2 separate regions of the Homo sapiens genome follow, and region 2 is linked to region 1. A link is a loop called in an ENCODE intact Hi-C map of the cell type or tissue named here. Cell type or tissue: HepG2. All regions are shown on one strand. Each heading gives the region's core, and the rest is flanking DNA. Links, peaks and the distances in the headings are about the cores only. Region 1 overlaps GCM1 (glial cells missing transcription factor 1). Region 2 overlaps FBXO9 (F-box protein 9).

Region 1 (10,409 bases), core at 5,298-7,797:
CACCCCACACCCAACTAATTATTTGTCTTTTTAGTAGAGATGGGGTTTTGCCATGTTGCCCAGGCTGGTCTCGAACCCCAGGACTCAAGAGTTCTGCCCACCTTGGCCTCCCAAAATACTAGGATCACAGGCATGAACCATTGCACCCGGGCTTCAAGTTTCTTTCTTTCTTTCTTTCTTTCTTTTTCAGACAGAGTCTCGCTCTGCTGCCCAGGCTGGAGTGCAGTAGCACTATCTCGGCTCACTGCAAGCTCCACCTCCCGGGTTCACACCATTCTCCTGCCTCAGCCTCCCAAGTAGCTGGGACTACTTGCACCTGCCACCGTGTCCGGCTAATTTTTTGTATTTTTAGTAGAGACAGGGTTTCACCGTGTTAGCCAGGATGGTCTCGATCTCCCGACCTCGTGATCCACCCACCTTGGCCTCCCAAAGTGCTGGGATTACAGGTGTGAGCCACCGCACCCGGCCCTTCAAGTTTCAAAATGATTACCCAAATACCAGTTGCATCTTCTGGTCTGAGAAACTCCATGTGTCTTTAACTAGTTCAGATACATCAAGGTTTATGGGTTAATTTTGACAACAGTGAGCAGTGATGTCCTTACTAAGATATCAGACATTTTTGAGAAACTTAAATGCAGGAGACACTGTAGTAGGCTCAGGGATACTGGGGCCATTAAGCTATGTTAACTTCTGTGGAAATGCTCATGATCTTCTGGGCTAGTGGAACAAGATTACTGCCTAAATAGAGAATCAATGCCATGTAGAAAAATGCTAGAGGAGTTTGAAAGGAGTGTGCAGTTCAACATGACTCTGGCATGGGGAGCAAGGCCAGAAGAGTTTGTGTAAGGTTAGAGGAAAAAAAAATTAGATCAACCATCTATTATTTATGTCATTATTTGTACTTGGAAAGGTGAAATCTAATTGCTTTAAGGTTTGCTTGATCCAAGCAGCAAAAGTCTGGTGTTGATTTAGTCTTGATTTAAAATGTGGATTACATGGTCCTGGAGAGTGTCACACTCTCATTAGTACTGATTGTAATACTTGAGAGAACTTTGAATCTCTAAGAATTATTTTCTTCTGGTTGAAAATTGGGAAGAAATTCAGTTCCTTTTTCTCTTAAATAGTACCCATTTCACTAGCAAGAGGAGAATATCCACTCTGTTTCAAATACCAGCCAGTTTCTCTCAGTTCAGGTTGTGCCAATAGCACCACAGCCAGCAAACACCCTGGATCATTTTGTTCCTACACACTGAGCAGTTTGCAAATTAAACCCATGGCCAAAGCCACCCCAAGCCATTAACTCACAAAATTACAAGGTTTAAGTACTTTTTTTTTTTTTTTTTGGTAGAGAGAACATTCTCTAGTATAGAATAGTAAAGTCAACTGCAAAGGGGCCACAGTTCTGATTAGTTCATTCCTGGACTATGATTTTAGCCAGCCAAACTTCCTTTGTCTCTGCAAAAGATAAGCCCCAAATTGTGATCAAACATGAATATTTGAGCTCTCTCTGTGAATCCATGTGGCCACATGTAATCAGAACAAGCCAGTTGTAGTACTCAGATGTGTCTTGGTGCTAGGGAGCTAACAGGTAAACCAGATTGTGGATTTCTTGTCAATTATTATCCCCTGTATGAGCAGGTCACGTTGTCATTGTTCTGATGGGGATTCCTGTGACTTTGCCCCCTTTGCCAGACATTCTCCTTGACCTCAAGGGTCATTTGAACTTCCCTGAGAGCTCTACCTATATGGGCTCCCATGATCACTGGGGCCTCTGCTATTTGGACCAGAATTCTTCTGCCACTCTGTGCTTCTGGTGTGATACAGATAGGAGCATTATTGCATCTGCTGGTACCCTGCAGCAGGTCCCTTGCTTAGCTGGGTGGAGGGAAAAGGGAAGCGAAAAGAGAAGACAGACGGGGTTTGAAAGCTGAGGTAACTTGGCATAACTTAGTGTTTTCAGAGTAAATAAGGAACTTTGTCCTGAGTCTTATTTTATTTATTTATTTATTTTTTTAGACGGAGTCTCACTCTGTCGCCCAGGCTGGAGTGCAATGGTGTGATCCCAGCTCACTGCAACCTCTGCCTCCCGGGTTCAAGCGATTCTCCTGTCTCAGCCTCCCGTGTAGCTGGGACTACAGGCATGTGCCACCATGGCTGGCTAATTTTTGGTATTTTTAGTAGAGATGGGGTTTCAAGATCAGGATGTTCTTGATCTCCTGACCTCGTGATCTGCCCACCTCAGCTTCCCAAAGTGCCGGGATTACAGGCCTGAGCCACCGCGCCTGGCCTGTCCTGAGTCTTGATCTCTTGACTAAGAAATACCAGGATTAGTCTAAAGAGTAATCAGTAATTCCCCCTTTTTTTTTTTTTTTTTTTTTGAGATGGGGGTCTTACTATCTTGCCTAGGCTGGTCTTGAACTCCCGAGCTCAAGCAACCTTCTGCCTTAGCCTACTGGGTAGCTGGGATTACAGACATTCCCCACCATGCCTGCCCTAAGGAGTAATTCTTGAACAAACACAAAAGCATTTTGTTGAATTCAATTTTTTTCCTTGGTAACACTTGGAGTTTTATTTCCAGTTGGCCCAGAAGAGATAAGTTCCTGAAAAGTTGTATGTAAATCAAAACATTGGTTGAAGGTTTTTTTTCCTGTTTTCCATAATATCTGATTTTTGTACCTCTATATAATTTGCTTTAAAGTATGTTTGTTTGATATTCCTGTTCTATTTAGAAATATTTATTTATAAGTAATGAATAAGCTATTTATATAATTAATGAAAACCTGGAAGATATTTACTTTATGCAAGAGCAGACTATATTCCAAAAGAAAATCAATTTCATAATATGATCATATGATAATGTAGATATTTTTGATACTTTATTTCAGAATTTGTATTTTAATTGATTAGTTTTATATAACAATACATACTTCATTTCTTCAGATAACCTCTGAAAACTTCAAGTAGTTGAATAAGTTAGAATGAGGTGAGTATGAAGGGTGTTCTAGAAGTGCATAGAGCTACAAAAATTTTGATTGAGTTAGAGGATTAAATCTGTTAGTAAAAAATTATACCCAGAAGTCATAGAAATATCAGTTAACCCCCCAGTGATGTTACCCAGGAGATAATCAAATACAAATTAGCTAGGTCTACATGTTGGAAACCTCAGAAATATTCCCTTTCAATTATAAACTTCTTAACTAAGAGGAAAAACAAAGAGTTACTCATGAAAAGTTAGAAATTAAAACAAACAAAGGATCTAAAAAGAAGAAAGTATTTTGTGGGGATTCGCTAAACATGATGAAGAAATGATTATTGTTTCTTATTAAATTTTACTTCTCTGAGGTCTTGGTTTAACAGGTTTCAGAAATCACAGTCATCCATCTGACACTTGGGTTCCTCTGCATTATTGAGATCTGGGTTTTCTCTTAATTTCAGTGTAAAAAGACATCAAAGACCCTACTAAATGTCCAGGTCAAAGACTAGGCATGAATAAATGGCCCAGAGACTAGCTTGATGTGAGTATATTTACTCCTAGTAATGTTCTCAGTCCATACGTTGTCCAAATTATTACTGCTTTTTTTTTTTTTTTTTTTTTGAGACAAAGCACTCTGTCACCCAAGCTGGAGTGCAGCGGCATGATCTCGGCTCACTGCAATCTCTGCCTCCCAGGTTCAAGCGATTCTTTTGCCTCAGCCTCCTGAGTAACTGGGATAACAGGCATGTGCCACCATGCCTGGCTAATTTTTGTATTTTTGATAGAGATGGGGTTTCGCCATGTTAGCCAGTCTGGTCTTGAACTCCTGGCTTCAAGTGATCCACCCACCTTGGCCTCCCAAAGTGCTGGGATTACAGGGGTGAGCCACTGCACCTGGCCATTACTGCATTATTAATAGAACTGGAAAACTAAGGTACCAGTGGAGGGACTGTCAGAAAAAAGCTTAAAGGATGATAAAGATCATCTCTTCCTCTACAGGCAAGGAGTCTTTGCTTTAATCAGAACATCTGAGATGTTCTCACAAATACATTCCGCTCCTTCTGGTTCATGGGATCTATGGCTCTGACCAGCCTAAAGTGGCCACTCACCTTTAAAGCATGAAAATCTCAGCTTTCCTCTAAGTCTACCTTGCCCTCATCTCTGCTATCCTGACAACTGTGTTTTATACTGGAATAATTCAAGTGCACCAGTAGTTTTTTACAGTCCAATATTAGAGGAAAGTACACTCAAATTTTGTTTTGTTTTGTTTTTTTAGTAGAGACGTGGTCTCACTGTGTTGCCCAGGCTGGTCTTGAACTCCTGGACTCAAGCAATCCTCCAGCCTTGGCCTCCCAAAGTGCTGGGATTACAGGTGTGAGCCGCTATTCCTGGCCAAAAGTAGACATTTTAATGTTTTAACCTACATTATTATTTCAAAAGATAAAATACTCTATTATGCTTTCTATGGCATTTCTGTGACAGAAAACAAGACATCATTGTTTGCAGCTTTGGGCCAGAAGAAGGAAGGAAGGAAGGGAAGAGAAGGTGGGTGGAGAGAGCAGGAGGCATGCTGCCTGGGGAGCTTCTCTCACCCCGGGCATTGAGTCTCAGCAAGCCCAAAATTACCAGAGAATTGGGGAGGAGAGGGACAGTCTGGAAAAAGCAAATGGTCCAACCAGCATCCTGGCCTGGCCATCCGGGAATCTCTGCTGCAGCTGCCTGATGGACCACAGGGAACTTTTCCAGATGCCACCCTCCTATTATTTATACCCTTCCCCCTTCCCAAACCACAGTAGTTACAGCATAGCACACAAAGGGCTAGCCACTGTCATGCCCTGAGAAGGAAGGTTGTGGAACAAGAGGTGCACCAATTAAGCTTTTATTTTATAGGGACTTGGACTCTTTTTTCTTTTTTTTTTTATTGAAACAGAGTTTCACTCTTGTCGCCCAGGCTGGAGTGCAGTGGCATGATCTTGGCTCACTGCAACCTCCACCTCCCAGGTTCAAGAGATTCTCCTGTCTCGGCCTCCCAAGAAGCAAGGATTACTGGTGCCCGCCACCACACCTGGCTAATTTTTTGTATTTTTAGTAGAGACGGGGTTTTGCCATGTTGGGCAGGCTGGTCTCGAACTCCTGACCTCAGGTGATCCACCTGCCTCAGCCTCCCAACGTGCTGGGATTACAGGTGTGAGCCACTGCACCCAGCTGGGACTTGGACTCTTATCTTGCATTTGGCTTGGCAAGGTATGAAGCATGAAGTGACCTCTACTGGGTCTTCTCTCTCCCAAAAGCCAGTGACTCTTACAACCACATTGACTGGCTGAGGGCAGTTCCAGATCTGGTAGAATAACAGTTAACATTGAGGTGGAACCTGCTGCGTGTGAGGCACTATTTTAAGTGCATTGTGTATGTTAATTTAGTAAGTCCTCAAAACCTCCCTGTGGGGTACTCCTGTTACCCCATTTTACAGAGCAGGAAACAGAGGCACTGAGAAGAAAAGAATGTCATTAAGACTCATATCCAGAAAGACAGTGTACCTCCAGAGTCCAAGCTTACAGCCAGCAATCTCAGACTGTTTGTGAAGAGTCAGATAGTAAATATTGTAGTCTTTGTGGGCCATACAGTCTCTGCTGCGGTGGTGTAAAAACATCCATAGACAACACTTCAGTTAATGAACATAGATGTGTTCCTATAAAACTTTATTTACAAAAGCAGGCAATGGGCAGGATTTGGCCCATGGGCCCTAGTTTGCACACTGCAGCTCTTAACCACTAAACAGTACTACCCTGCATGTACCTAAAACCTCTCATTTATATTTCCTCAGACCACCTCAGGCCCCATGACATTCCATTCAACAAGTATCGTTATATGGAATCTATAGTTTACAACACATCTGCTCTTCACAGCACTTTTGTGAGGCAGTTTTAATCAATGTTTCAGTTTTAGAGAAGAGCAAAACAGGCTTTAAAGACAAAGTTACTTGCCCAGAGTCTCAAGTTACAAAGTTCTTTGGCACGTTCTAAATTTGAATTCTAACTCAGTAAATGCCCGTCAATCCTGACACTGACATTTACTTTTTTCTTCTAAAATTTGTCTTTTTTTTATGTTGTGGGCTGTGCTTTCTGGTTGGGAAAGCAAAGAAGAAGCAGCCTAGTCTTTTCTTCTGGACCTTCTAGAATCTTCTATTTTCACCTTCTAGAACCGTCTAGATGAAAAATGTTCTTACACCATGCTAAGTCTCTGAAAGCCGTAGGGCATGGGCACAGCCTAAGTTTGAGTGCTGACACTGCTTGCTGTTTCTCATTCTAAGAACAAGGAAGGGTCTGTCAAATGCAGCATCTGTGCACCAATGTAGGGCCTAGGAATATGAGCCACAGCATCAGTGACTAACAATTATTTAGAGCTTACAGCATGCTAGGTGCTGTGCTAAGTATTTAATATATATAATCATATTTAATCTTCAGAACAACTCTTCAGGTAGGCAGGTCTCATTATCCCTACATTACAGATGAAGAAACAGAGGCACAGAGAGCAAAATAATGTATGCTATAAGGACTGAGTGTCTGGTGTCCCTGGCCTTTCTTTAATTATTATTTTATTTTGGTCAAAAACACAACTTAAAATTTACCATCTTAACCATGTTTAAGTGCATAGTACAGTCGTGGTAACTATATGTACACTGTTGTGCAAAGGAGCTCTAGAACCTTTTCATCTTGCAAATGGAAACTTTGTCCGTTGAATGACAACTCTCCTTGTCTGTGATGTTTTAAAGGAGAGTTTAGTCAAATGTTCATACACAGGGCATAGCGCCAATCCTGGGCAATAACAGAGACGCTTTCAGTCAAAACAAGCTCTTTCTTACTCCCTTGTCATGTTTGAGGCACGTGAACGTAGGGTTAAAGATAAAGGAAGAAAATCTCTGGGGAAGAAAGTGGCTCTTTGATCTCTCTGAACCAGGGCTTTTCATCCCTCCCACTGCTTATCTCTGGCGACATTGCATAAACCTGTGTGACTCCCAGTAAGATAACCACAGAGTGGTACGAGACATTATCTCACTATCCCGCCACAATGTTTTCCACAGTTTATTTTGAGTTTTTAGAGAAGGGGTCTTGCTGTGTTGCCCAGGCTGGTCTTGAACCCCTGGCCTCAAGCCATCCTCCCACCTCAGCCTCCTGAGTTGCTAGGACTGCAGGCACACCCTACCACACTGGGCCCTGTTTTCTATAGTTATTGTGTAAGAGCATAGCATTACTTAACCTTCAAAAATTCCTACTGAGAAATGGTCATTTCTTGTGTCACTGAGGGCTAGGGAAGTGTCAATCAGATGGAACTCACAGGGGCTATCATTTATTTTGGTCCAGCGGCTGAATGCCTGACAGACACAGCACTCAGTTGCCACTGTTGTGCTGGGCTCGCTGATCCCACTGTCAGAATTAAATGTAGGGAGGCTTTTGCCAAAGGTCTCTTGCCCAGCTCCTGAATGCCAAAACATCCTTCCTATCTACTCACTCCACAGTGGGTGACAGCTGTGTTTTCTAGCTTAAAGTATAGTCGTATCTTTTGTGTTTCTATCAGAACGTGAAAAAAACCGACTGGTTCCAGGAGTGGCCAGATTCCTATGCCAAACACATCTACAGCTCGGAGGACAAGAATGCGCAGCGGCACCTGAGCAGCTGGGCCATGCGCAATACCAACAACCACAACTCCCGCATCCTCAAGAAGTCCTGCCTGGGTGTGGTGGTGTGCGGCCGCGACTGTCTCGCAGAGGAGGGGCGCAAGATCTACCTGAGACCTGCCATCTGTGACAAGGCCCGGCAGAAGCAGCAGCGTGAGTAGAGCTTAGTGGCACCAGCAAAAAAGCTGGCATCCCTCAGATGCCCCTGCCAGATGGGTCACTGTGTCCCAGCACCGCCCAAGGGCAAAACCATCACCCTGGAGTGTAGTGGCAGCCAAGGCTGTTCTGACATGGAGCATATGGAGCGGAACCAACCAGATCCCTTGTGCTCCAGCAAGGACCCCACATATCTGCCATACCCAGAGCACCCACCATCAAAAATGCCTCCTTGGGTTAAGGCACTGGACTGAAGGCTCCTGTTAAAGGGAAGATGGCAGGTGTGGTGGCTCACACCTGTAATCTCAGCACTTTGGGAGGCCAAGATGAGAGGATAAATTGAGGCCAGGTGTTCCAGACCAGCCGGGGCAACATAAGAAGACCCCAACCCCTACAAAAAAATTTAAAAATTAGTCGGGTGTGGTTGCATATGCCTGTGGTCACAGCTACTCCAGAGGCTGAGGCAGAAGGATTGCTTCAGCCTGGAAAGTCAAGGCTGCAGTGAGCCATAATGGAGCCACTGCACTCCAGGCCGCACAATAGAGTGAGATCCTATCTCCAAAAAGAAAGGAAAAATGGCCGGGCACTGTGGCTCATGCCTACAATCCCAGCACTTTGGGAGGCTGAGGTAGGCAGATCACCTGAGGTCAGGAGTTCAAGACCAGCCTGCCCAATATGGTGAAGACCCATCTCTACTAAAACACACAAACACACACACACACACACACACACACACATTTGCCGGGTGTGGTGGTGTGTGCCTGTAATCCCAGCTACTCGGGAGGCTGAGGCAGGAGAATCACTCGAACCCAGAAGGTGGAGGTTGCAGTGGGCCAATGTTGTGCCACTGCACTCCAGCCTGGGTGACAGACTCCATCCAAAAATAAAAGGAAAAATGTATCCCTTCAGGGGTTAATGTTAATTCATCAATGACCCATGTAAAATTTAGAAGAAAGTAGTTTATTGGACTTGCCACTGGACTTCTTGTGGGTCCCTAAGTGATCTCAATGTGTGCATTAATGTGGAGTGGCAGCTGTGAAAGGTTAGACTCAATTCCATTCATTTAGGTTCACATCATAATCACGTGCTGAGATATTTGTTCATTTTCTAAAACACATTCACTGGATTATGAAATAGATACATTCAGCATGCCCTGTACATTGCCCACTTCAAACCTCAAGTTACTTTATATTTTTCCCAGTAGTTTGTTTTAAAAACTTGCTCTTAGGTCAGGACCTGGTATCAGTCATTTACACCTCTGTGAAAATGTAGTAGCTGCATTCACTCTCCCATGTAGCTTGGCCCCTTGACCCTTAGTTCTAATTGTGAAGTGAAAGAACTTCTCTTTTTTATTTTTGAGACAGACTTTCACTCTGTCACCCAAGCTGGCATGCATTGGTGCCATCTCGGCTCACTGCAACCTCCACCTCCCAGGTTCAAGCGATTCTCCTGCCTCAGCCTCCCTAGTAGCTGGGACTACAGGTGTGCACCACCACGCCCAGCTAATTTTTGTATTTTTAGTAGAGATGGGATTTCACCATATTGGCCAGGCTAGTCTCGAGCTTCTGGCCTCAAGTGGATCCGCCTGCCTTGGCCTCCCAAAGTGCTGGGATTATGGGTGTGAGCCACTGTGCCTGGTCAGAATTTCAAATATCACTAAATAAGTAGGGAGGGGTTTTCTGCTCAGAAGAGCTCTGCCTTGACCTGTGAAATATCCTACTTGGTAGGCAACCACTTCCCCTATCCATGTGTGAGACCCATGTGGGCCATTTTAGTGGCCAGGCTTCTGAGGGTCAGGGGTAATATCTAGTGGATTTCAGCCCATGAAACTCTGCCCAGATTTATACTCTGCCGTCCTTGAGTCAGGGCTAAAATCTTCAAGACTGCACAGGAGTCAACAACCGACATGGTTCAGCCAGGTGTGGTCATTTTCCTCTGCTCTTTTGTAGGGAAACGCTGTCCCAACTGTGACGGGCCTCTGAAGCTCATCCCTTGCCGAGGTCATGGGGGCTTCCCGGTCACCAACTTCTGGAGGCACGACGGACGCTTTATATTTTTCCAGGTTGGATTTTTGAGTTAGTTACGTGAGAGTTTCATTACTGAGGAGTTTCACCAGAGGCTAGAAATGCACCTGTGAATGAGATCCTGCACCATCCCCGAGGGCTCACACTCTAAGAGAGCAAGTATCTGTCCCCTGCACTTCTAATAGATGTTTGAAGTGCTGGGGAGCTCTAGAAGGGGAGCTGCCTGTCTCTGCTTCTACTTCTCAGGAGAAGTGGCAGCTAATCTAGTCACACTGAGGTTAGCACAGTGCTTCTAAGCATGCCGCATGCTGCATGCTGCTGGTAGCCTTCAGCAAATCTGAGTTTGAACACCAGCTCTGACTTTTTACTCGGTCTTTAAACCTGAGCAGGTGATTTTCCTCTTCCACGTCCCAGTTTTCTGTAGAATGTGTAAGAGTACTAATGGGGCAGTGGCACCAACAGTGGTGAAGAATGGACCCTGACTCAGACTGCCTGGGTTTGAATTAGTGGGATGCTGGTAAACCAGCTCTCCAAAAAGAAAATGTCCTGATTTGTAGCATTTGCCAACTTCTGTAATGGA
Region 2 (10,409 bases), core at 3,709-6,208, 64 kb after region 1:
CCCATCTGTACTAAAAATACAAAAATTAGCCGGTTGTGGTGGCACACGTCTACAGTCTCAGCTACTCTGGAGGCTGAGGCAGGAGAATCAGTTGAACCTGGGAGGCAGAGCTTGCTGTGAGCTGAGATCGTGCCACAGCACTCCAGCCTGGGGTGACACAGTGACACTCCATCTCAAAAAAAAAAAAAAAAAAAAAAATAATTATATATATATATGTAATCCAATTAGAAAAGACATCAACAGATATTTCAGAGAGAGAATATATATTAATAGATGAAAAATAAGCACATGAAAAGATGTTCAACATCACAAGCCATTAGAGAAATGCAAATTAAAATGACAATGAGATACCACTACATACCTATCAGAATGGCTATTAATAAAATTAAAGGCCAGGTGCAGTGGCTCACTCCTGTAATCCCAGCACTTTGGGAGGCTGAAGCAGGTAGACTGCTTGAGGTCAGGAGTTCGAGACAAGCCTGACCAACATGGTGAAACCCCAGGCTCCCAAAGTGCTGGGATTACAGAAGTGAGCCACCGCACCCAGCTAGATTGCTAATATTTTTAATATTGTGTTTTGGAAGTTCTTTTTGCATTCTAGATACAAAATACAAATTTGTAAAAATACAAAAATTAGCCCAGCGTTACTGACGGGGCCTGTAATCCCAGCTATTTGGGAGGCCAAGGCACGAGAATCGCTTGAACCCGGGAGGCAGAGGTTGCAGTGAGCTGGAATCACACCACTGCACTCCAGCCTGGGCGACAAAGTGAGACTCTGTCTTAAAATAAATAAATAAATTAATTAAATTAAATTAAAAAGTAGCAACACTAAATGCTGATGAGGATGAACTGGATCACTCATACATTGCTGGTGGGAACTTAATATAAGATACTCTAGAAAACACTTTGGCAGTTTCTTTTAAAATCAAACATGTACTTACTATAGAACTTAGCAATTGTACTCTTGGGGTTTCATCCCAGAGAAGTGAAAATTATGTTCATGAGAAAACCTACACACATATTTCCATAGCTCCATTCATAACAGCCAAATATTGGAAACAACTCAAATGTCCTTCAACCAATAAATGGTTAAACTGGGGTACATCCATACCATGCAATACTATTCTGCAATAAAAAGGAACAAACTACTGATACATAGTAACTTGGACTGATCTTGAGGGAATTATACTTAGTGAAAAAAGCCAATCTCAAAAGGTTACATACTGGATGATTCCACTTATACAACATTCTTGGAATATCAAAATTACAAAATGGAGAACAGACTAGTGGTTGCCAGTGGTTACGAATGGCTAGGGAAAGGGAGTATATAACTATAAAACAGTTCTGTATCTTGATTGTGGTGGTGGTTACATGAAGCTACCTTGTAATAAAACTGCAAACAACTATTTATACACATACACACAGACAAGTGCTTGTAAACTCAGGAAATCCAAGTAAACTGTGGATTGTTCCAATGTCTATTTCCTCGTTTTTGATATTGTACTATAGTTATGCAAGTTGTTACCATCGGAGGAGGTTAAAGGGCACACAGGACTTCCCTATACCTGTGGACCTGTAATTATTTCAAAATAAAAATTAAGAGGAGATAGAAGGTAAGTCATCATGGTAATGCCAATTATTTGATGACTAATTATAAACACAAACTTGGATCTGATGGTAAAAAGATGGCAGCCTCTATGGAAGAAGAATAAGAAATGAAATGGTATGCTGTGCCTACTCTGTGTGAGTAAGTACCAGAAGAGATATGAATGTTAGACAGCATTCAAAATATTTTCAGTGTGAAAATATTTCAAAATTTTCCAGAATAAGGAAATGATTAATGCATTATTGTAAGCTGATCAATTCAAAATATAACAAAATACTGCATGAAATTAAGACCTCTGGAAAGACATTAACATGTGAGCAATCTTTTTGGTTCTATTAATAAATTTAGAAAATTCTGTTTTTTCTTTTTGGTTCTGTTAATAAATTCAGAGACACCAATCTTTTAGGAACCACATGAATCCCAGAGGTCTATAAATTAACAAAAGACAGCTCAATGAAGACAGTGTACCCACAGAGAAAAAAGCCATGCAGGAGTAGTGGTACCATCCAAAGTACCTAGAAGAAATTGTGAGAAATATATAAACTAGTATACTAGTCAAAATTTTTATTTTACAAGATATGTGTTTATGTCCCGAAAGTCTGGTTATAATGCCTACTTACTGTGTCAGTGAAAATTTCCATGTGCCAAAAAAAAAAAAATGTAATTTGTTACAATATCTATAATACTTAACTTTTCTTCTTTTGCCTGTTCTTGTTTTCCTTTGGTATCTGCCGATGTTTTCTGGAGAGAGCCTCTTGCTGCTCTGCAAGGTCGATTTTCTAAATTGCTAGAGCTTACACCTGGAGCAAGTTCAAACATCCACTGAGCTCGGAACATCTGGAGTTGTGCCTATGGGGAGAACAGCATTTTAGGACTCATCAAGGAAGGGTAGCTCAACTCTGGAACAATGTATCAATATGTCCAACATCTATCTACTTCCACGTATATACTTATTACTCTAAGTCCAGAAATCACTGTCTTCTGAATTATTAAATATCCATTAAATACATCTTTTAAAATAATTTTCTGCTCAAAACTTAAAGAATCAAGAAAATTAGCATAAAATACATGTCAGTACACCAAAAGTCAAATTATATTGGAAAACCAAATTTTAATTAGAATTGAAAATATAAGCCATCACTTACAGACTGAAGTTATAAGCTTCCAATAATTTTTTAATGACTATATCATCTAGTAGACATTAAGAATGCTGCCAAAAATTCTGTAGGTAAGCCCAAAATCTATTAACATTCTGTATTTCAAAAAGAAAATGTTTTTTCAAATATTTGTTATTTCAAAAATGTAAAGGCCAGGCACAGAGGCTCATGCCTATAATCCCAGCACTTTGGGAGGCCGAGGCAGACGGATCACCTGAGGTCAGGAGTTCGAGAACAGCCCGGCCAACATGGTGAAACCCTGTCTCTACTAAAAATACAAACAAATTAGCCAGGTGTGGTGGCGGGCACCTGTAATCCCAGCTACTTGGGAGGCTGAGCCATGAGAATTGCTTGAACTCGGGTGGCAGAGGTTGGCAGTCAGCAGAGATCGTGCTACTGCACTCCAGCCTGGGCAATGGAGCGAGACTCCATCTCAAAAAAAAAAAAAATTAAAAGCACATAAAAAGTGAACCCTATAAGGTAGACTCTGGTGTGTTGCCCAGATTCCCTTTCAGAAATAAAGAACTTGTTACCCAAACTGCTGAGAGTTCTATCTGAAAACACTTGAGTTGTCAGCCCTTTTGGGTATTGCCTCAGCAAAATCACACTGTCCTCTCAATCCCCACCCAATGACTGATCAACGGCTAATAAAGTCTTGGCTCTTTGCAACTCAGGTCATCTCTGAAAGGGTATTTCATCTTCAGAACTCCCTCGAGGATGGCTAAGCAGTCCATTAAGACTGCATTGCAGCTGGTCTTCTCCCTGCCCATTTGTTTCCCTCTCTCCCTTCCATAGGTGTTGATCCCAAGAATACTCCTTAATAAACTTCCTGCACAGCAATCTTCACCTAGTCTGCTTCCTGGGGAACCCAAACTGGGTTACACGTTCTGCCCAAAGGCAGCCATTGCTAACAGGGATGCATATGTTATTCCTGGCTTCCTTTTTTTTTTTTAAAAAAAGACGTATCTAGAATGTTTTAAATTAATTTTTCTCTATATTCTGTACACTGCTTTGTTGCTACGCTTTTAACCTGTTACACATAGATCTCTGACCTGCAGAATCTTTAGCAGCATTCAATGTCTACTAGATGAGCTGTTCCAAATAATTATTATTAACCTTACAAGTGCAGTGAGACACACTTAACTAGTTACAGCAACTTTTTTTCTCTTTTAATGTATAAAGATTTACTTCATCCTTTTAAATGGCTGTAGTGTTTTCACTGTATGGATGCATCATTACTTAATAACAGGTAATGAATATTTAAGTTGTATGATGTTTTTCCAGATAAACAATGCTATACTAAACATCTTTATAGTTGCATATTTACTTTCCCCACTATTTCCTTAAAATTAATTTCCTGGAAGTAGAATTGCTGTATCAAGGGAATGCATGTTTTTCATTTTGATCCATATCACCAGTCTGCCCTCCAGAAAGCTGTACCAATTTACATTTTCATGTACACTGCATGAGTGTTCTCACAGCTTGGACAGCGATGCACATTATTCACCAATCTGATTAAATTATTAATGAGGCTAATTATCTCTTCAAATATTTAATGGCCATTTGTATTATTTTGCCATTAACAGTCCACTCATATCTTTTTATCCTCTGTTCTTCCAAATATATGAGTGCTCTATGTAATGAGATGAATCCTCTGCCCATATATAATAAACAGTTTTTCCAGCTGGCTATTTCTCTTAACTTTATTTATGATGCCTTTTCTTATACACAGGTTTTAAACTTTTAGGTGGTCAAACCCATCAATCTTTTTAAGATTATGGGTTTTGAGTCATGCGTAAGCCTTAGTTTGAATACTTTAAACCCATGTTAAACTACAAGCAACCATTATTGATATTTCTTTTCACAAAGAAAGCCATAACATAGTTTTAAGTATTCTATAAACCAGTATGGAAACAGTTAAATTCCATGCAAACAGTAATAACCTACAAATACCCATGATTATGATCAATTTCTGCATATGTATGGGAACAATGGAATAAAAATCAAAGACACAATTGAAGAAACATGCCTGCAGATCTGTTTCAGCAGGACTTTCATTTTCTTCATCATCATCTGCTCTGACAGTATCAGAATGACAATCTTCCTCAGCTTCTGCCTGAGGGGGGAAAACCCAAATAATGTCAGGCATATAAACACACCAGTTGCCCTCTGCAATCTACATTTCTCATTCAGCCACTTTCTATTTAGTACCATACTGTCAACACTTTGTGGAACCCACTTTGAGTAGCAAGGCTGTAGGGGGCACTTGAGACCTTACTATTAATTTCCAAAGGAAAATGAGTCTGAAAAGCATATTCTCTACTCCAACCCACAGTACTCACGTTATTGTGAATCCTAACATTTCCCCCCCGCCAAATTTAACATCAGTTGCATCCATCCAAAAATCAATTTAATTACAGTTGTCCCTCAGTATCCACAGGTGATTAGTTCCAGGAGCCCCCAGGACACCAAAATCCCTGGGTTTTCCAGTCCCTCATATGGCATATTTGCATATAACCTATGCACATCTTCTCATATACTTTAAGTCATCTCTAGGTTACTTATAATGTAAATGCCATGTAAATAGTTCTTGTAGTATATTTTTCCTAATTTGTATTATTTTTTATTGTTGTATTGCTTTTTTTCCCCCAAATATTTTTGATCCACAGTTGAATCCCAGGATGCAGAACCTGCAGGTACAGAGGGCCAACTGTGTAATATAAAGTAACAATTCAAGTCTATTACTATTCATAAATGATTTATGATTAATCTAATTAGGTAAATGAAGCCAAATTCTTCATTAATATACATAACTACTGATAATCTATAATAAAAATTATTTTCTCTTTTTCTGGCCAGGTGCGGTGGCTCACACCTGTAATCCCCACACTTTGTGAGGCTGAGGCAGGAGCATCACTTGAGGTCAGGAGTTCAAGACCAGCCTAGCCAACATAGTGAAACCCCATCTCTACTAAAAATACAAAAAATCAGCCAGGCGTGGTGGTACACGCCTGTGGTCCCAGCTAATTGGGAGGCTGAGGTGGGAGGGTTGCTTGAGCCTGAGAGATGGAGGTTGCAGTGAGCCGAGACTGCACCATTGCACTCCAGCCTGGATGACAGAGACCCCATCATAAAAAAAAAAAAAAAAAAAAAAAGGAAAAAAGAAAAGAAAAATATTATTCTTCTTAGAAAAAAATGAAATAAAATTAGAACATCTTTGGTATTTTTTTAGTTCTACAAGACTTTAAAACTTTTTATGAGAAAAACACTTAAAGAGAATTAATCCCTAAGTACTCATGACCCAACTTCAATAATTATCAATGTAATTCCTTAGATCAAATATCAAGTCACAGTATTCATATTTCTCAAGATGTCATATGTAAAATACATATATTTCACAGTTTGTGAAATCAAGATTCAAATAAAGTCCACATTGTAATTGCTTGATATGTCTCAAGTCTTTTGTAATCCTCACTCTTTTTTCTTGTAATTTATTTGGGATGAAACTGGGTCGTTTTTCTGTAGAAGCTAGATTTTGCTGAGGTGTCAATAAATATGTTCCTTTGACCTCTTACTCTTATTTCCTATAAATTGTGGCAGGATCTTGAAAGGCTAGATTAGATTCTGCTATTTCTTTTTTCTTTTGCAAGACTGCCTCATAGGTCATGTTGTATTTTCCATCAGGAGGAGAAATGTTCTAGAATGCAGTTGACAAGGTGCTGTGACAGATGTTCCAAACATAATTGAGTCTAAGGCAAAAAGCCCAAATAATTTTAGTGTCCATAAACTTCTACAAGTCCCAAAACAGAAAATACTCTAATGTTTCATGTTAATGAAATACAACATTGCTTCTTTATAGTTATCTTCTTCACAGGTAAGTTTAATGATACCAATCAGATATAACTTGATACTTGAATTTTTTTTGATACTGTAGAATAAACAAATCCACTGGGTTCTAGGTTAAAATGTATTGTTAGGTGGCTAAAAATAACAACTTTGTTTCAGAAAATAGTAACATTTAGTTGTCCTATGGAGTTCAGCAAATAGTTATTGCTTTCTTGGGACAGAGTCTCCTTATGCAGCCCAGGATGGCCTCAAACTCCTGAGCTCCAAAGATCCTTCTGCTCCACCTCTTGAGTAGCTGAGACTACAGGCTTGTGCAGCCATACCTGGCTGTAGCAGATAGTTTTTGCTTCATGGATCACTTAAGAGAATACAGTCCAGGCAGGGTGTGGTGGCTCATGCCTGTAATCCCAACACTTTGGAAGGCTGAGGTGGAAGGACTGCTTGAGCCCAGGAGTTTGAGACAAGGCTGGGCAACATGGCAAGACCCCGTCTCTACAAAAAATACAAAAATTACCAGGGGGTGGTGGTACACAGTAGCCCCAGCTACTCGGGAGGCTGAGGTGAGAGGATTGCTTGAGCCTGGGAGATGCAGGTTGCAGTGAGCCGAGACTGCACCACTGCTCTCCAACCCAGGAGACAGAGAGAGACCCTGTCTCAAAAAAAAAAAAAAAACACATATATATATATATTCCGTAAGATGATGTCACTTCTTTTATACAGCTAGCATGTTATTAAATGTGTTCTATGAAAATATGACTTCTGTGTATTTTATATGTACTAGGAAAGCTTAGTCAAAGACTTTTAATAGTAAATGCTTTTGTAAAGAAACCCCTTCTATTTTATCTGTCTATAAATCCAATTTTTATATATTGGATCGGCTTCAGTGGAATAAAGCTAGACTGGAATTACTGTGTGTGACTTGGAGCCTAATAAAGGTTTCAATCAGATGACTTTAATTTTATCCTTTTATTCTCAATAAATGTTTGCTAAATTAAACTAAATCCTACCTTCCAGTGAAAATGGCATGTTGCCTCAGTTCAGTCTGTTAGCTAATAGATTTATTAGGAAATGAAACTTGCTCAACACTTACTGTAAAGAAATGTGGCAATCAGGGAAATGGCCTTCAAGGTAAGCTAGATAATAATAAAACCCATTTAATTTTACTGGTTCCAAAGATGGTAAGTTTTACAATTGCAAATTTTAGTCATATGTTATTTCAGGGCGGCCAGGGGGGGGAGGGTAATGTTTATATTAACACACATCTTTAACACAGCTACCAGATATACTTGCACTATATTACAGAACATAAATTAGCCTTGCCTCCTATCTTATCTCTGGCAAGCAGACTCAAAGCAGAGGTGCCTTTCAGACTTGAACCAGTTAGTATATGGTAAAATGCTGGGCACACTGTAAAGCACACATCTGTGAAGAAATAAATGAGATCAAGAACTCAGATGAATTTCTAGAAAAATGGAAAATTTAAGGATTAATGTATTGTCAAATACATTATTTTTTAGTTTCTTTAAGTTGGGAGCTTTTCCTACTAAGAACACCATTAGTAGGAAAATATGTAATGAAAGACTGAGCGTATAAATCCCACTGAGAAGTGTATTTCTCTCTCTTCTCAAGAGTCTGCTTTATTATTGCAAACTCTAAGTACAGGTAATGCGAGGGGACCTGAGTTCTGTGGGGTATCCTTTGTAATTTAGTTTTCTAACTCTTGCCTAGCAGTCATTCTAAACTGACTTCAAGAGCTTCCCCTGCTCTGTCCAGTTGGCTTGCATACGCTGCTTGCTCTATCTGGAATGCCTTCTTCCTCACTTAGCTATTTCTACTCATTCTTCAAGATTCAGCTCAGGGTTCATCTTAGTCAGAAGCATTTTTCAACATTTTTGTGTTCCCATAACACTTGTGCTTACTTTTATCACAACATTTGTACTGAGGTTGGCTGTTTCATTTACTAGATTTAAGGCATCCAGGACAGGAACACATCTCAGTTACCTCTGTAACCATAAGGTCAAACACATTGCTTGATTTGTAGTAAAGGCCTGTCTAGGCCTCAGCTGTCATGTCTATGGGACATCTATAAAGAGGTATGGTGATCTACTGAGGTCCCTTTTCATGTGACATTCTGTGATTAAAAGTTTATCATAAATCACCTTGCAGGTTTGGTTATATTGAAGATCTAGTATTGTACCAGAGTCTCACACTATGCCAGGCTAATAGGTACTCAAAAATATTGGCTGAATCGACAAATAAAATGCCATCTGGATAATGTGTATCTGAAGGATGAGGAAAGGAAATGGGAGAAGTGTAATATAGACAGCATCTTTCTTCTCCCCTGTGTTACAGTGGAGCTCTAAACCATTCTTACTTTGATTTTGACAGTATGATCACAAAAACAAACTATTATATCTGGGATCGGCTGAGTTGACATTTGGTCAATTCAACTACTACTTGAAATAAGTAGGGCCTCAGATGCCACCTGGAGGTTTTCCTTTTATTTTTCATAATCGAGTTTGACCTAAATATCACCTTCACTTGAATAGCTCATGTGTATGAGTAGTCCATGTCTTCATCATGTTACTCCTGTTTCACAGGTGCGATTAATAAATTATAAAGGCTAAGTACTTAATCCCGGTCAGAGAACTACTTCTGAAAGTTTAGGGGCAGGGGCAATTGCCTTTTCTATCCTCCAGATTAATTTAATAAAAATAAATTCAGCCATTCATTTATGCAATAAATATTTGAGTCCACTATAAATTAAATCGTTTGGAATTATTGCATCCCTGATTCTTTAAGCCCCAGCCAGAGATTAGTTTCTCAGATGAACAATTTATTCTAAACCAAAGAAAGGCATAGGGCAGAGACTACGTATTCCAATATGGAACAGTCTCATGGAATCTGCACTGTCAAGCTCTGCAACTTAGCTCAGTCTCTCATTTGGACGGCACCGACGCCGCGGAGACGAACCCTCCAACCCCACTCCGCCAGGACCGCCTGCCAACATCCTCCCAGGGAATGACGCCTCGCGGGGCAGATGCGTCCTACACCCAGGGCTCCTCAAGGTGCCGGCAGGGACTGTCGGTGGGCCTGGCTTTTCCGCAGAAGAGCAATCAACAAGTGTCTCCTCTTGCCAGAGCTCCCTCCCGAATTCAGGCGCTGTGACAGCTTACCTCAATCTATGCTCAATGCTTCTGATAAAATCCCTTGAGAGGACCGAGACTGGTTCAATATACTCAGTGAGCCGAGAAGGGACATTTTCCCCGGCTGTCCTGCAAACCCTCCTCCTCACATCGAGCTCGGCGGGGGTTGGGGAGGCTCAGCAGGAAGGAATCCTGGGGAGAAGCCAGGGTTGGCACCCCCCGCCCCCCGACGCACTCCTTCTCAGGCCAGGGCCCTCTAACGGGTGGCAGCCGTGAAGCTCCCACTCCTCCCCAGAGTCCCCGCCGACCCCCAGCCCTAGGCCCGGCCCCTCTGCACACCACGCTCCCGCCCCGCGGCGTCCACCCTCGAGCCCCCTGGCCAGGTTACCATGCTGGCGGGGCGGCCTGCTGCGCTCGAGGGGCTCTCCGTGCCCCCTCTGCACCGCCCCCCGGAGGAGGGGTGCTGGGTGTCCGGGTGTCTACTCCTGCCTGTCTCTGCAGCGGAGCTTAGCAGAGTTCTCGGTCGGAGAAGCGCACCAGGCAGCGGCAATAACTGCGGGCCCGGCGTACGGCAGCCATCTTCGCGGGGCAGGGGGCCAGATCGGGGCGCGCTGGGGTGGCGGCGGCTGCCGGGGACTCGGGGAGTGGAGGGAC

What was found. Hi-C counts contacts between places; a loop is a spot of excess contacts. Peaks named below come from ENCODE experiments on the same cell type or tissue, not always from the same donor. Only the 100,000 strongest peaks of a DNase experiment are listed, where the experiment ranks them.
Region 2: it touches region 1 in a loop (2.9-fold over the local background); 2 of 110 quality-filtered maps call a loop at or near these places.

The regions. Positions count from the first base shown.
Region 1 is chr6:53,131,465-53,141,873 of GRCh38, reverse strand. It overlaps GCM1 (glial cells missing transcription factor 1), which reads left to right. Exons shown (of 6, transcript NM_003643.4): 3 at 7,550-7,802; 4 at 9,755-9,867. Among named protein-coding and RNA genes, the nearest start is that of GCM1, 12 kb to the left of the region's middle. In HepG2, for the core only: no CTCF peak of the experiment used is centred there; a DNase peak (open chromatin) is centred at 6,853.
Region 2 is chr6:53,065,527-53,075,935 of GRCh38, reverse strand. It overlaps FBXO9 (F-box protein 9), which reads right to left. Exons shown (of 13, transcript NM_033480.3): 1 at 10,144-10,409; 2 at 4,793-4,879; 3 at 2,297-2,455. The coding sequence starts at 10,146. LOC128031835 reads right to left here and starts at 10,334. Exons shown (of 1, transcript NM_001414736.1): 1 at 10,263-10,334. The coding sequence starts at 10,334. The coding sequence ends at 10,263. RefSeq lists a silencer at 10,040-10,409. In HepG2, for the core only: a CTCF peak has its summit at 5,035; no DNase peak of the experiment used is centred there.